2 separate regions of the Homo sapiens genome follow, and region 2 is linked to region 1. Evidence: chromatin contacts called from ENCODE Hi-C or POLR2A ChIA-PET data. All regions are on one chromosome and are shown on one strand. The core of a region is the stretch at or near the end of the contact, and the rest is flanking DNA. Distances in the headings are between cores, read along the strand shown.

What was found. A loop is a pair of places that touch in the nucleus more often than their neighbours do. ChIA-PET counts read pairs that join two places held with the same protein, here RNA polymerase II (POLR2A). Pooled maps may share reads with other maps.
Region 2: a loop to region 1 is called in a pooled map, with 5 times the contacts of the local background. The contact joins two enhancer-like sites. A Hi-C loop is called at or near these places in 1 of 37 single-sample maps with no recorded cell type and 2 of 50 pooled maps. POLR2A ChIA-PET finds 5 or more read pairs at or near these places in 1 of 52 experiments (activated B cell).

The regions. Positions count from the first base shown.
Region 1 is chr16:20,870,266-20,876,948 of GRCh38, forward strand. The region is part of intron 1 of DCUN1D3 (defective in cullin neddylation 1 domain containing 3); the gene reads right to left. Among named protein-coding and RNA genes, the nearest start is that of DCUN1D3, 27 kb to the right of the region's middle. RefSeq lists enhancers at 4,098-4,197, 4,448-4,667 and a silencer at 5,314-5,393. Within about 2 kb of position 4,731, at least 8 of the 41 ENCODE cell types and tissues checked have a DNase peak (open chromatin) inside an H3K27ac peak, as active enhancers do.
Region 2 is chr16:23,841,099-23,848,501 of GRCh38, forward strand. All of the region lies in intron 2 of PRKCB (protein kinase C beta), which reads left to right. Among named protein-coding and RNA genes, the nearest start is that of PRKCB, 8.8 kb to the left of the region's middle. RefSeq lists an enhancer at 1,070-1,119 and a silencer at 6,238-6,456. Within about 2 kb of position 2,198, at least 3 of the 41 ENCODE cell types and tissues checked have a DNase peak (open chromatin) inside an H3K27ac peak, as active enhancers do.

The DNA.
Region 1 (6,683 bases), core at 3,481-5,980:
ATCTCACACTACTCCTTGCCCAAGACTATCAGAGTCAAAGAAAAAGCAGAAGTCCAAAAGCAGAGGGAAAGCAGGGCTACTCCAATCTGAACAACGAGGGATAGGAAACACCAGTTTTGCAGCCTTCCCTCTCCTTAATCATCTTAGTTTGATCTCTGGAGGGTCAGTAACAGGTCCAGACATGGAAAACAGACCCAAGTAAACTGCTGCAGCTCGCTGGGTCAGGAAGCCCACTCAGAGGAATGCATGTTGGCTACTACTAATGGACAGCCTGTCACCCAAGGAACAGACTTGTGAAATGAGGAGCTAAAAAACAGGAGGCAAATGCTGGCACCAAAAGTCAGTGTCAGCAAAGCACTTGAGATCTGCTCTGAGGCTTCCTTGACAGAAGGGACCAATCCATTCCACTCCTCCATTCTGTTCCCATCTAGAATCTATTCAGCAGCAAGAAACCACTGCCAGATGCTGGTGCTCCTACATATTAACAATATAAAAAGCCCATCTTTTCAACTTTCATCTAAATAGTTTGTAGAGCTAGCTGGGTGCAGCTTTTTATTTCTTCCTACATATGTCAGATACCCAAAGGCCAGAGAACATAAGTACATGAATTCCTCAGACAGCTTTTCTACAGCTGCCAGGGGCTGAGGCGGTTGTACTGGCACAGCCATCCTCCGGAGAGTCTCAAGGACCACAGGAGCCCCTTGATCCCACCTGGGAGCAAGACTCTGAATGACCTGAGAAAAAGACGGAATATGGCTGGTGTCCATTTGTAAACTACTTCCTAGAAAGTAAATGTGCAAAAATAACAAGGAAGACTGAGGGAACACTTTAAATGCACAGTTGCTGCTGCCACTTCCAACTTAAGACTTCAAAGATCACCTTTGGAGATTAGGTCTTACCCAGAGCTACTTGGGAGGGAAAGTTGATCCCTCTGCCAAAGCAAACGAGACCCGTCTGCTTCTATTTTCCAGCTTTTAAAAGACTTTTTGTCCTAAAATGTACAGCAGCAACAAGCAACAGCAGTTCCAGTTAGGGTTGGGGAGGAACCCATGACTTTTTACATCAACCAATCTCAAAAGTGCAAAAGAAAAGAGGGAGGAAGGAAGGGAGAAAGGGGGTAGGGAGGACAGAGAAAACTTTTAAAAAAGAAAACTGGCTATGTTTCTATAAAAATCATCTTAGGTCACATGACTAAGACCAGCCAGTTTAGCATAAAGTCATTTCTTTTTGAAAGTGTTCTCAATGTCCCTCGCATTGCACCCTTTGAATTCACTACTAAGAATATATGTCCAGTTGAGGCCTCAGGACTGAAGCCAGTGTGGGCTGGCTAGAACAAATGCCTACTTGCCAAATACAGCCAAGCCAACACACGCACATACTATAAAGTTTCCAAATACCAAATAATGAACCATTTTTTTGGTCTCTGGGCTTCCAAACTGAGCTACATGTTTAATCCCACATAACTCAAAATAACCAAAAAAGGGCTATATCATTTCACTGACCCATACTTGAAATATTTTTTGCTGTCACTATTGATCTGGGCATTTCTAACTACCCACTTATGTGCAAGGGGGAGCATCATAAATGGGCACCAAATTTCTAGGTCATTCTTTGTTTTCACACCAGCTTTTCCAGTGACTTTCCCTGTTTAAAACCAGAAAGCCATCCTGGATTTGTACTGAACCTTAACTCTAATAAAAACGGCATGCCTGCTGCACTCTTCATCTCCGTTATAAGCTTGCAGCTTGTTTTATTCCTTAGGATGGAGCCTCAGTAGAGCCCACTGAAAGTAAACCACTGATTAGCACTAATACCCTCCTTCCAGTCAGCATATGGTTATCAGCCACCCTGGAGGTTTACCTGATTGTAGCTGATTAGTCCTCAAAACACCCAATTACCACATCAACTGCTCATTTTTCAATCACCTTCTGAGAACTTGGGAGTCAGCAACTCACTGAAAATTAGTGAACTGGAGATAAGGTTAGATTTTTGCATCTAAGTAAAAGGCAAGAAAGGAAATTATGAAATGAGTCCAAAGACGACGAAGGAACACAACATACAGATGATAAATGACTGCATCCAAATGTCTTAAAGGGCACCTGGATGACCACAAATGTAGATATGTGGTTTCGGGAGCCAAAGGCCTCTAAGTAGGCCTCAGGTTCACCACGTGGTAACCAATCAACCTCTTAATGTTTGCTAATTCTTAAAAAAAAAAAAAAAAATCTAAATCCATTAAGACCACATTTATCAGCTTTTTCCCCACGATGGAGGTTGACTGCTAATGCATAGCAGACAGGAAGAGGAAGAGGGACAGAAAAGATCCACACAATAAAAGAATTCCTGCTTTCAACCACATCAGTAACCTGGTCAGAAAAGTGAGGTCACTAGACTCTCTTTCCTGCTGGCAAATTCAAAAGTATTACATAATTATTTTGTGAAGTTTAGAAAGTACAGAGAGGCATAAAGAAAAAAAAAGCCAATCACTAATTTCACCACCTACGGTTAATATTTTGGAGTATATCCTTTCAGTCTTGCTTCACTGCGAATCACATCAAAAAGGCTAACCAGGCTAGGCGCAGTGGCTCACGCCTGCAATCCCAGCACTTTGGGAGGCCAAGGCAGGTGGATCACGAGGTCAGGAGTTCAAGACCAGCCTGGCCAACATGGTGAAACCCCGTCTCTACTAAAAATACAAAAATTAGCTGGGCATGGTGGCACATGCCTGTAATCCCAGCTACTTGGGAACCTGAGGCAGGAGAACTGCTTGAAGTGGGACCTGGGAGGCAGAGGTAGCAGTGAGGAAGACTGTGCCACTGCACTCCAGCCTGGGCTACAGAGCGAGACTCTGTCTCAAAAAAAAAAAAAAAAACAACTAACCAATCCAATGATCCAGTGATTCTGGCTCCAGGGATTTTAAGGAAGTGTTTTTAAATGATGGGGGAATGGGGAGAAAAGCAGCTTAATCCTAAAGACATCTTTCACTTATATCTAAATTTCCTCAATTTATTCTTTCAAAAGAAGATCAACTTCCTCCTCACACTCCCTCCAAGGAAAAGAAGAGGACAAAGATGATGACCATCTTAAGGTCTAATGAGTAACAGTCCCCTTATCAAAGGTTTAACATCAGGGGTAGAAGGGTCTGGCCCATGGATTGAGTGATTCACATTCCCAGGGAGCAAGAGGCTCATTCAAAAGAGAAATGTGGAATGCCTGGAAATGGTCAATGGGCTGGATTTAGTGTGAAGACTAACATGGGCTGTCAAGCTGCAGACTGGGTCAAAGGACAGATTTGTAGCAGACGTGTCTGCCTTCCCAGCATCCAGGCTCTTCATCAGGTGATTACCCAATTTTCACCAGCAGATCCTTTTCCCTCGCTCTCGGCCATATGGCTGGGTGGGGTTCATAAAGAACTATGGGACTCAGCCCCACCAAGGCCTCACATGCCCCTGGCTTTAATGACTGGACCCAGGATATGCCCATGACAAGCCAGCCAGACAGAATCTCAACCCTGAAAATACAGGAGGCTGGAGATGCTACCAGAAAGAGCTACCAGAGAAAATAAGAATGCCTAGGGGGTCACTGTGAGGATTAAATGGTCCCTGTTTATCACATGGGGCTCAGCTCAAATGCATGTAGAACCCAAAAATGAAATCACCAAGTGGAAAGCAGTATGAAGAGACAAAGGGAAACTGAATTTTGAAGGCATTATTTACACCCTGAATCCAACTGTTCCTAGAGTCAAGATCAAAGCCTGAACTTCACAGGTGTGAGCCAACAAACTCTCCTTTGCATAAGTTAGATATCAGGTTTTCTATCACAACTGAAAGAGTCCCTACCAAGACACAGCTATGTCACTCAGATCTCTTCTATTCAGAGAGCAAAGAGAGAGAAGATCTAATTGCCAGATGTTCTGATTCATGGTTCAGAACCAACTGACTAGGCCACAATTTCTAGTCGAATATATCATAGGACCCTTAGCTGAACAACAGGACCAATGATCCCAAGTTCATGAAAGCTGTCAAATTCCATTATAACTACGTGGACCAGTAGGATGCTATTTAAAAGATGGTATGACTAACTGGCTACAAGAATCTTTCCAATTGCAATTTTTACACCGTTAGACCTCCTTCAAGTAGATATGCCACAGAATACTTCAGGAGCTTTATTCTATTGTGTACATATTTGCTGTCATCATCTTGTTCCCAAAGAGGAACCCCGTCCCAGCATTCAGACACCATGTGAAAGGCTGAAAGCAAAAATCTCTCAGAAGTCTTTCTCTGTACAATAACATGATCAACCTTCCAGCTGAAACAGGTATTTGATCTAAACCATATCCCATGAAACTGAAAGCCCAAATCTAACCTGAACTTGGCTACCCTCTTGGTTTCAATTCCTATCACTGAGACAATTTCTCTTTGATTTTACATGCCGAAGAGCCTATTAAGAAAGTGTTTAAGTTTCAAAGACTGACAGGAAATGCTCATGTTTGCACATCTTTATTTGAATACGTTCTCTGCAGGTTGAAACTTGAGGCCCCAAGGTTTAGGCTTTGATTTTTTTTTTTAAGTTACTTATTTTCACAAATGCTCATGTAGCATGAGGCCCCAGAGTACATTAACATGTGCAAAGATAAGCAGGTAATTAAAAATGGAGCTCTATACCTGTTGGAAGGCACTGTGGTACTGCAAGCTTTGCAAAGTAAGACATCTGATGATTCGTTCCTGCCCACTTCCCACCCACATGACCTGCCAAAATTGCTGCCACCTAATGGCCACCACAATGCTGTCTATTAAAACCCTGCCCTAGCAGCTATGCCCTATTTTAAGAAACAACATAAAAAATTTATAAAATAAAGCAGCAGCACCATAAGTTCTTTCAGTCATCAATAAGTCTGAAGACTCAAAGACAACTATGGCCCCAGAATAAACTGCGTGCGCTCATGCACACACACACACACACACACACACACACACACACACACACACACAAATGTTGCATCCAACAATAGGGGGTCCATGAAATTACATGCAACTTTTCTGAATTGCGTTCAGTGTCTTGACTGTTCTGCAACCAACATTCAATTCTCTCACTCAAAAACCAGTTGCACAGATATTGCAGCTCCTTCAGCTGCTCCAGTATAGTCATGTGCCTTCCAGGAGGGAAAGTACATGCATTGGATGCAAAATGACTAGGTTTGTACAGCCCAGCTCTACCAACTCTCTAGCTCACACTTAACCATATTCCATCTCAGTCTTCTCAGTTGAAAACGGGAACTAAAACAAATCACTGTGAACTAAATGACTATATGCAGAAGAATAAAACTAGATCCCCTCTCTCACACTATATACAAAAATCAAATCAAAGTGGATTGAAGATTTAAATATAAGACATGAAACTATGAAACTACTAGAAGAAAACACTGGGGAAATGATCTAGGACACTGGTCTGGGCAAAGATTTTTTGTGTAAGACCTTAAAAGCACAGGCAACCAAAGCAAAAAGAGACAAATGGGGTTATATCAAGCTAAAAAGCTTCTACACAGCAAAGTAAACAATCAACAATGTGAAGAGACAATCCACAGAATGGGAAAAAAAATCTGCAAACTATCCATCTGACGAGGGATTAACAGCCAGAATATATAAGGAGCTCAAACAACTTAATAGCAAAATAATAATAATAATAATCTGATTTTTATTTTATTTATTTATTTTTTTTGAGACAGAGTCTCACTCTGTCACCCACGCTGGAGTGCAGTGGCATGATCTCGGCTCACTGCAACCAATCACCTCCGAGGTTCAAGTGATTCTCTTGCCTTAGCCTCTCGAGTAGCTGGGATTACAGGCGCATGCCACCAGGCCCAGCTCATTTTTGTATTTTCAGTAGAGACAGTGTTTCACCATGTTGGCCAGGCTGGTCTCAAACTCCTGACCTCAGGTGATCCGCCTGCCTCAGCCTCCCAAAGTGCTGGGATTACAGGCTCGAGCCACTGTGCCCGACTCTAATCTGATTTTTAAATGGGCAAAAGATCTGAATAGATGTTTCTCAAAAGGAGACATGAAAATAGCCAGCAGGTATACGAAAAAATGCTCAACATCACTAATCATCACAGAAATGTAAATAAAAGCCACAACGAAATATTATCTCACCCCAGTTAAAATGGTTATGAAAAAAAAAAAAAACAGAATAATGAATGGCAAGGATGTGGAAAAATGGGAACCCTCGTATACTGTTGGTGGAAATGTTAATGAGTATAGCCACTATGGAAAACAGTATAAAGGGCCCTCAAAAAACTGAAAATAGAACTACTGTATGATCCAGCAATTGCACTACTAGGTATATGTGCAAAGGAAAGAAAATCAATATACTGGAGAGATCTGCACTCCCATGTTTATTGTAGCATTATTCACAATAGCCAAAATATGGAATCCACCTGAGTGCCCATCCATGGATGAATGGATAAAGAAAATGTGGTACATATACACAATGGAATATTATTCAGCCATAAAAAAGTATGAAACCCTGTCATAGGCAACACGGTTGGAACTAGAGGTCATTACGTTAAGTGAAATAAACCAAGCACAGAAAGACAAATAGCACATGTTCTCACTCATGTGTGAGCTAAAAAAGTGGATCTCAGGAAGAGAGAGACAGTTATCTTCTCTAGGTAGTTACCAGAGGCA
Region 2 (7,403 bases), core at 948-3,447, 3.0 Mb after region 1:
GACAGAGTCTCACTCTGTTGCCCAGGCTGCAGTGCAGTGGCACCATTTCGACTCACGGTAACCTCCATCTCCTGGGGCTCAAGCGATTCTTCTGCCTCAGCCTCCCAGGTTGCTGGGATTACGGGGGCCTGCCACCACGCCTGGCTAATTTTTGTATTTTTAGTAGAGATGGGGTTTCATCATTTTGGCCAGGCTGGTCTTGAACTCCTGACCTCAGGTGATCCACCCGCCTCGGACTCCCAAAGTGTTCAGATTACAGGCATGAGCTACAGTGCTGGCTGTTTCTGTGGCATTCTTTACAGGAACTTAGGACCTGCATTTGAGCTTTAATTTTAATTAAAGTCTTCTCTAAGAAGATTTTTGGTAGAGAGAAAAACCTTCTTCTTTTATTTTAAATTTTGTTTTTAGAGACAGGGTCTCACTGTGTGGCCCAGGCTGGAGGGCAGTGACATGATCATAGCTCACTGCAGCCTCAAACTCCTGGGCTCAAGTGATTCTCCTGCCTCAGTGTCCTGAGTAGCTGGGACTGCAGGTGTGTGTCACCACGGCCCTTTTTTTTTTTTTTTTTTTTTTTTGAGACGGAGTCTTACTCTGTCATCCAGGCTGGAGTGCAGTGACGTGATCTTAGCTCACTGCAACCTCCACTTCCCAGGTTCAAGTGATTCTCGTGCCTCAGCCTCTTGAGTAGCTGGAACTACAGGCACGTGCCACCATGCCCGGCTAATTTTTATATTTTTAGTAGAGGTGGGGTTTCGCCACGTTGGTTAGGCTGGTCTCGAACTCCTGACCTCAGGTGATCTGCCCGCCTTAGCTTCCCAAAGTGCTAGGATTACAGGTGTGAGCCACTGAACCTGGCCAAATACATATTTTTTAATTTTAAAATTTTTTGTAGAGATAGTGGATCTTGCTTTGCTGCCTGTGCCTGGTCTCAAACTGCCAGCCTCAAGCCAGGAGTCTCATTCTGCTTTGGCCTCCCAAAGTGTTTGTTGTTTTTGTAAAGGAAGTGACTTTGGTAGAAATAGAGAGGCAATAAAATATAGAGATTCAGAATTCTTAGCAATGAGTTGGAGTCCAGTAGAATTGGGTATGTATCTCTGATGGAGCCGCTTACTCCCTGTGTGACCTTGGGCAAGTCGTCCCCCAGCAGCAACTTTGGTCTCCTCATCTGTAAAATGGGGATAATAGCACCTAACTCATAGGGTTATGGTGAAGAATAATGAGGTGGTGCATGAGAAATAGCCACAGCAAGTATCAATGACTCTAAGTGAGACCATCAGTATTACTTGATTAGCTGTAGGAAACTGTGTCAAAGTGGGACGGAGTTCATTCTGGAACTTGTTAAATGACTAGGCCTCTTTCATGTACTTAGATAGTTTCTCTTCTTGGGTATATTTCTTCCTGGGTATTGGGTAACACCAGTGAGTGCTCAGTTCAGTGTCTGGGCCCAGAAACCCATGCCTGGTTAGCATTGTCTTTTCTTCTGAGAAAGATCTGAACTTGCCATGGACTCTCTAGAAAAACCCCAGTGTACAAATTTTCTATGAAAAGCTAGAATTGATGATTATAATGAGTAAGTTGGCTCTTCCTTTTCCCATGTAGATTAGAAAACATGTTTTTAAATCTTCTAATTGAAATTATTCTTAAAAAACCCCAAAGTCTGACATGACTCCAACTATTGTTGTTTTCATCAATATCAATCCTATCAAATCAAAGTTTATTTTAGTGTGTAATTAACACATGTAGACTAGAAAAGTTTGCACTTTTTTATATCACAAAAAAGGTTAATTTTATTTTCTATGGAAAGCTAGAATTGATGATAATGAGTAAGTCAGCTCTTCTTTTTCCCATGTAGATTAGAAAACAGGTTTTTAAATCTTGTAGTTGAAATTATTCTTAAAAAACCCCAAATCATGACATGAATCCAACCATTCTTGTTTTTATCAATATTCACCCTATCAAATATAAAGTTTATTTTAGTGGGTAATTAACATGTGTAGATTAGCATAGCATATGTGTATTTATATAACAAAAAATGAATCAAAAGTTAATTTTATTTTGGGCAGTGTTCCCTAGAAACTTATAATATGGCCCCATGCACTTCAGGTTGAATTTTCTTAGTAAAATCATAAAGAGGTCCATTTTTTCAAAAAATCACCAAGTCAGGCTGCAAGTTTAGAGGTTACTTCTATTGTTTCACTTCTCTTTCTTCCCAGAAGCAGACCCCAGAGACCTGTGAGCCAAACTCCACTCACCTTTTAGCTTATTCTAAATGTGTCCTGCGGGCTTCTCTGTGAATAAAAGGCAGAGGCTTTTTGACTTCGTGTTTGATGATTTGGCTTTTTTCTTTTTTTTACCACCTGACGGGGGATTTCAGGCTCAATGTCCCAATCGAAATAAGAATCTTTGAGTGGGTTAACATTGAGTCTTAAAAAGGAGGGCTGATTTGTTGGAGAGGCAACAACGAATTCATTTTTCACTGTAGAGCACTCAGGAGGAGTCTGAAGCTTTGTCACTGGGCAACAGAATGCCTTTCTAAGTAAATATGGAAAATATGACCTTTGAAAATCTAGCTGATATGATATATAGATTCTTAGGATATAATTTTTAAAAAATATATTATTTCCAAGCACTAATGATACTCCAGAGATACTGCCCACAACCAGATGCAGCATGTTTATAGTGTATCTAGGCCAAAAAAAAAAAAAAAAAAAAAAAAAAATAGAAGATACAGAAGAAGGCAATTGGTCAAAAGATTAACTGAAGGTTTGAAAATAATTTTATACACATTTGTACTGTTGGGGTCTCTCTTCTCTCTGTCTCTGCTTATCCTTCTGTCTCTGTCTCTTTGTTTCCATCACACATGCACACACACACACGTGTATACACACACATATATGTAAGTAGATCAATATGTTATAATTTTCACAATACGCATCTTCTTTTGCTACTTTTCAGATACAGGTCATTAAATTACTAAGTATAATTTAAAATATATGGTCTGGCCTTTTAACTCTGCAGTTCAATTAATTCTTGGGTAGATAGGGGGATCTGCTGAAAAGTTTGTCTCTGACGCCTTCAAAGGTAAGTCCCTTATGTTCTGGCATTTGCTCTAATAACATGAATTCTTTGACTTCATTCATCCAATCTCTTCATTGAAATTGTGTGAAATTCCATAGATAGAATGTTAGCCTTTTTACAGAGAATACAACATCCACAGTGTTTACATATGGCATTTGGAGGTGTGATGGCTGCTTGAAAATCCAGTAGGAAATTTGTCTATTCACCACATACATTCATTTATTCATCCATCCATCCCTCCATTTATCCACCCACCTCTCTATTCATCATCCGTTTTTCTGTTTATCTATTTGTCCATCCATGCATCCATCCCTTCACTCCATTCTCCTTCTAAAAGTTCTTTTTTTTGAGACGGAGTCTTGCTCTGTCGCCCAGGCTGGAGTGCAGTGGTGCAATCTTTGGCTAACTGCAAGCTCCACCTCCCAGGTTCACGCCATTCTCCTGCCTCAGCCTCCCGAGTAGCTGGGACTACAGGCGCCCACCACCTCGCCCGGCTAATTTTTTGTATTTTTAGTAGAGATGGGGTTTCACCATGTTAGCCAGGATGGTATCGATCTCCTGACATTGTGATCCTCCTGCCTCGGTCTCCCAAAGTGCTGAGATTATAGGCGTGAGCCACCGCGCCCAGTCTCTTTTTTTTGTTTAGACAAACTCTCACTCTTTCGCCCAGGCTGGAGTGCAGTAGTACGATCTTGGTTCACTGTAACCTCCGCCTCCCAGGTTCAAGTGATTCTCCTGCCTCAGCCTCCCAAGTAGCTGCGATTACAGGTGCCCACCACCTCGCCCAGCTAATTTTTGTATTTTTAGTAGAGACAGGGTTTCACCATGCTGGCCAGGCTGGTCTCTAACTCCTGACCTCAAGTGATCTGCCCACCTCAACCTCCCAAAGTGCTGGGATTACAGGAGTGAGCCACCACACCTGGCCTCACTGATTAAGTTCTATGTGTCAAGTTCTATTTGTCAGGAACTATTTTAGGTGACAGAATACAATGGTGAATGAAACTGAGAAAATTTCTGTTGTCATGGAGCTTATGATGTAGCGGGGGGAGATAAGACATTCTACAGATCATTTCACTCATATTTAACCTCATTTTTATTAGGTACTTTGAAGAAAATGGACTGGGTACCGGGAGAATATATAATGGGAAGCTAACCTATGTAATGGCTGGGGATGCAGTCAGTGGTCTGGGAATTAAAAAAAAAAAGCCCAACTTCTCATTCTCATTTTCTGAGGTAACTGGAGAAAGTCTGAGTTGTCAAGGAACTAGAGCTAAAAATCTGTATTGTAAAACTGCCCATATCCTGGATAATATATGCAACAGGGCTGAAGGCAGTGGCTCATGTCTGTAATCACAGCACTCCGGAAGGCCAAGGCAAGAGGATTGCTTGAGGCCAGGAGTTCGAGACCAGCCTGGGCAACATAACAAGACCCTATCTCAATTAAAAACAAAACAAAATATGTGCAGGAGACTTATCTTTGTGACATTCTATGGAGAAACCGTAAATATTTATTTGTATCATGGCTGCAAGTAAGATGAGTAAGTATTTGGTAGAACTAGCCTGTTACCTTGAGATGGCTTCTTTCCCAGTTTGACAGAGAACTTCATCTCCTCTTAGTTAATAACTCAGATAATGAGCTGACTTCCTTTTTGTTTAGGGTTTACAGTTTGAGGTGGCTGTTCTAAAGAAGAAAAATCAGACAATTTCAGAGGTGGAGGAGCAAGTCTGGGCCAATAGATTGAAAATAAATAAAAAGAGAGAGCACGGCATTTCAGTGAGAGGCATTTTGAGCTGAAAGTCAGTTTTCAGGGAGCACAAGATTACTCACATTGCCTGCCAAATACCTTCCTCACCCTGTGTCCATCTCTGATATATTACAACTCTTCATTCCTTTGGCTTAGGCAGTATTTTCTCTTGTTCAGAAGATACTTTTTAAGTAGTTTAACAATAAACAGTGTTGACTCACTTATAGAGAAAGGACTTTTGTCAAGTCTGTCTTTCTGATTTCATTAAGGAGAAAGTCTCAGTTGGTGTTAATATATCTTTAACAACCCTCTAACACAAATCTGGGCACTTAGTAGATATCTGTTGAATATTCTTTTTTTTTAATTATAAAGGAACTACAGGGAATTATGAGAATGTAAAACTATGGGCTGGGTATGGTGGCTCATGCCTGTAATCCCAGCACTTTGGGAGGCTGAGGTGGGTGGATCATCTGAGGTCAGGAATTCGAGACCAGCCTGGCCAACATGGTGAAACTCCTTCACTACTAAAAATACAAAAATTAGCCAGGTGTGGTGGCATGTGCTTGTAGTCCCAGCTTCTCGGGAGGCTGAGGCAGGAGAATCGCTTGAACCCGGGAGGCAGAGGTTGCAGTGAGCCAAGATTGCGCCACTGCACTCCAGCCTGGCGACAGAGCGAGACTCCGTCTCAAAAAAAAAAAAAAAAAAAAAAAAGTTAGTTTCTACCTATAAACCAACTTTTTTTTGAGTCAGCGAGGGTACACTTTTACCTAATGTTGAGCCTGGTTCTGTTCTACCCTGAGCTTGATTCTGTACTGGCTATTCCTCCTTGTGAACAGAGAAGGGAAGTTCAGTGTCTTTCCTGGAAATTTTTGGTGTTGTAAGGATGCTCAGTGTTCCTGAAGGTTGAGAGGAACAGCAAGGACAGGATCTGGTAGAGATGTCGCTTTTATTCAGAAGTGCTAAGCTGTTAATCATTACCATGGTTGTTATTACCTTTTAATTGCCATTTGTCCTGCTTGTTTGTGGTCTCCTGGGCATCTCCTTCCCCCTCAGCCCACAAGCAGAAAGTTGCCCTACAGAGTCAGGAGGAGAACTCAAACCCAGACCAGAGAGCTCTGATCCACTCCTATGGGTCTTGGAACTGGCTAAGTAGATGGAAATTAACTGATTCAAGATATGCAACACCATTAGTTCAACCATAGCTGTGTTCCTGGGGTGAATTCTAGCTTTCTTTTTTCTTTCATCTTGCTACTTCCCAGAGACCAGACTTTGGGCCTCTAGGGAAGGAGTATCAAATTGGGCTTGAGAGTTCAAGCTCAAAACAGACCTGATTTTAAATCTTGGTTCTGCTTCTCCATATCTTCATGACCTTTGGGTGGGTAAAATATGATCCTGCCTCTATCTATCTATCTATCTATCTATCTATCTATCTATCTATCTATCTATCTATCTATCTGTCCATCTATCTATCTATCCATCCATCCACCTATCCACCAATACATCCATCCGTCTGTCCATCCATCCATCCATCCATCCATCCATCCATCCATCCATCCACCCAGCTATTCTTCCATTCATTCATCCAAACATCCACCCATCCACCCAGCTATTCTTCCATTCATCCATCCAACCATCCATCCATCCATCCATCCATCCGTCTGGCTATCCAACCGTTTTTCCATTCATTTAATATATATTTATTGGATGCCTACCACATATCAGGTACTGTTCTAGGCATTGGAACTAGAACAGTGAACAGAACAGCATCGCTGGCTTCATGGAATTTACATTCTAGTAGAATAACAGTAATAAGTGAATAACATAGAACGAATATATTGTATAATGTCAGGTTGCCATATGGGCTTTGAAGAGAAGTAAGACACTGTCCTCACCCTTAAAGATCTTCCTGGTCTTTTAAAAGGAGAACAGCACATGGCCAATTAGTTCTGAGACATAATGTAAAGTGCTACACCAAGAATGTAAAAACACTTTGGATGGCATCCCTACTCCTCCTCGGACCGGTGAAGATTCCACAGAGGAGGTGACATTTGGGAACAGTCTTACAGCAGGAGTGGGAGTTCCCGGATTGACAAGGGGATGAGGGCAGGGGAGGGTGTTTCAGGCACAGGACAGGACAACGCAGTTGAGATAGTGAGGAGAGAGAATAGGGCACATGCAGGGAACAGGAAGAAGAGGGTGTGAGGGAGGGAGGAGCAGGTGGGAGGTGAACGTCATATCAGAGGGGTTGGCCCCTGTGAAGGCAGTGTAGTGACTAGGAAGTGGTTGTTGTCACTGTTTTAAAGTGGGATGTGTGGGGGTGAGTGAAATGGCCAAATGTTTGAAAAAGAGGAGCATGAGATGCCTTTGGCAACAATACTTGCCATGACTCAAATCCTGAAATTCTAGGCCTGCAGTGATGGAAGTCAGGCAGGAGAAACTGAAATGGCCATTTAGAAGCAGTGGGGGTGCCTTACCGGAGCACCTCGTGGCTGTTGCTATTTTTCACACCCTAAAGAGACATTTGGAATTTCATGTCAGTCATATTGTTGATTGTTCTATTTTGAGGGTGGTTACTAGTTA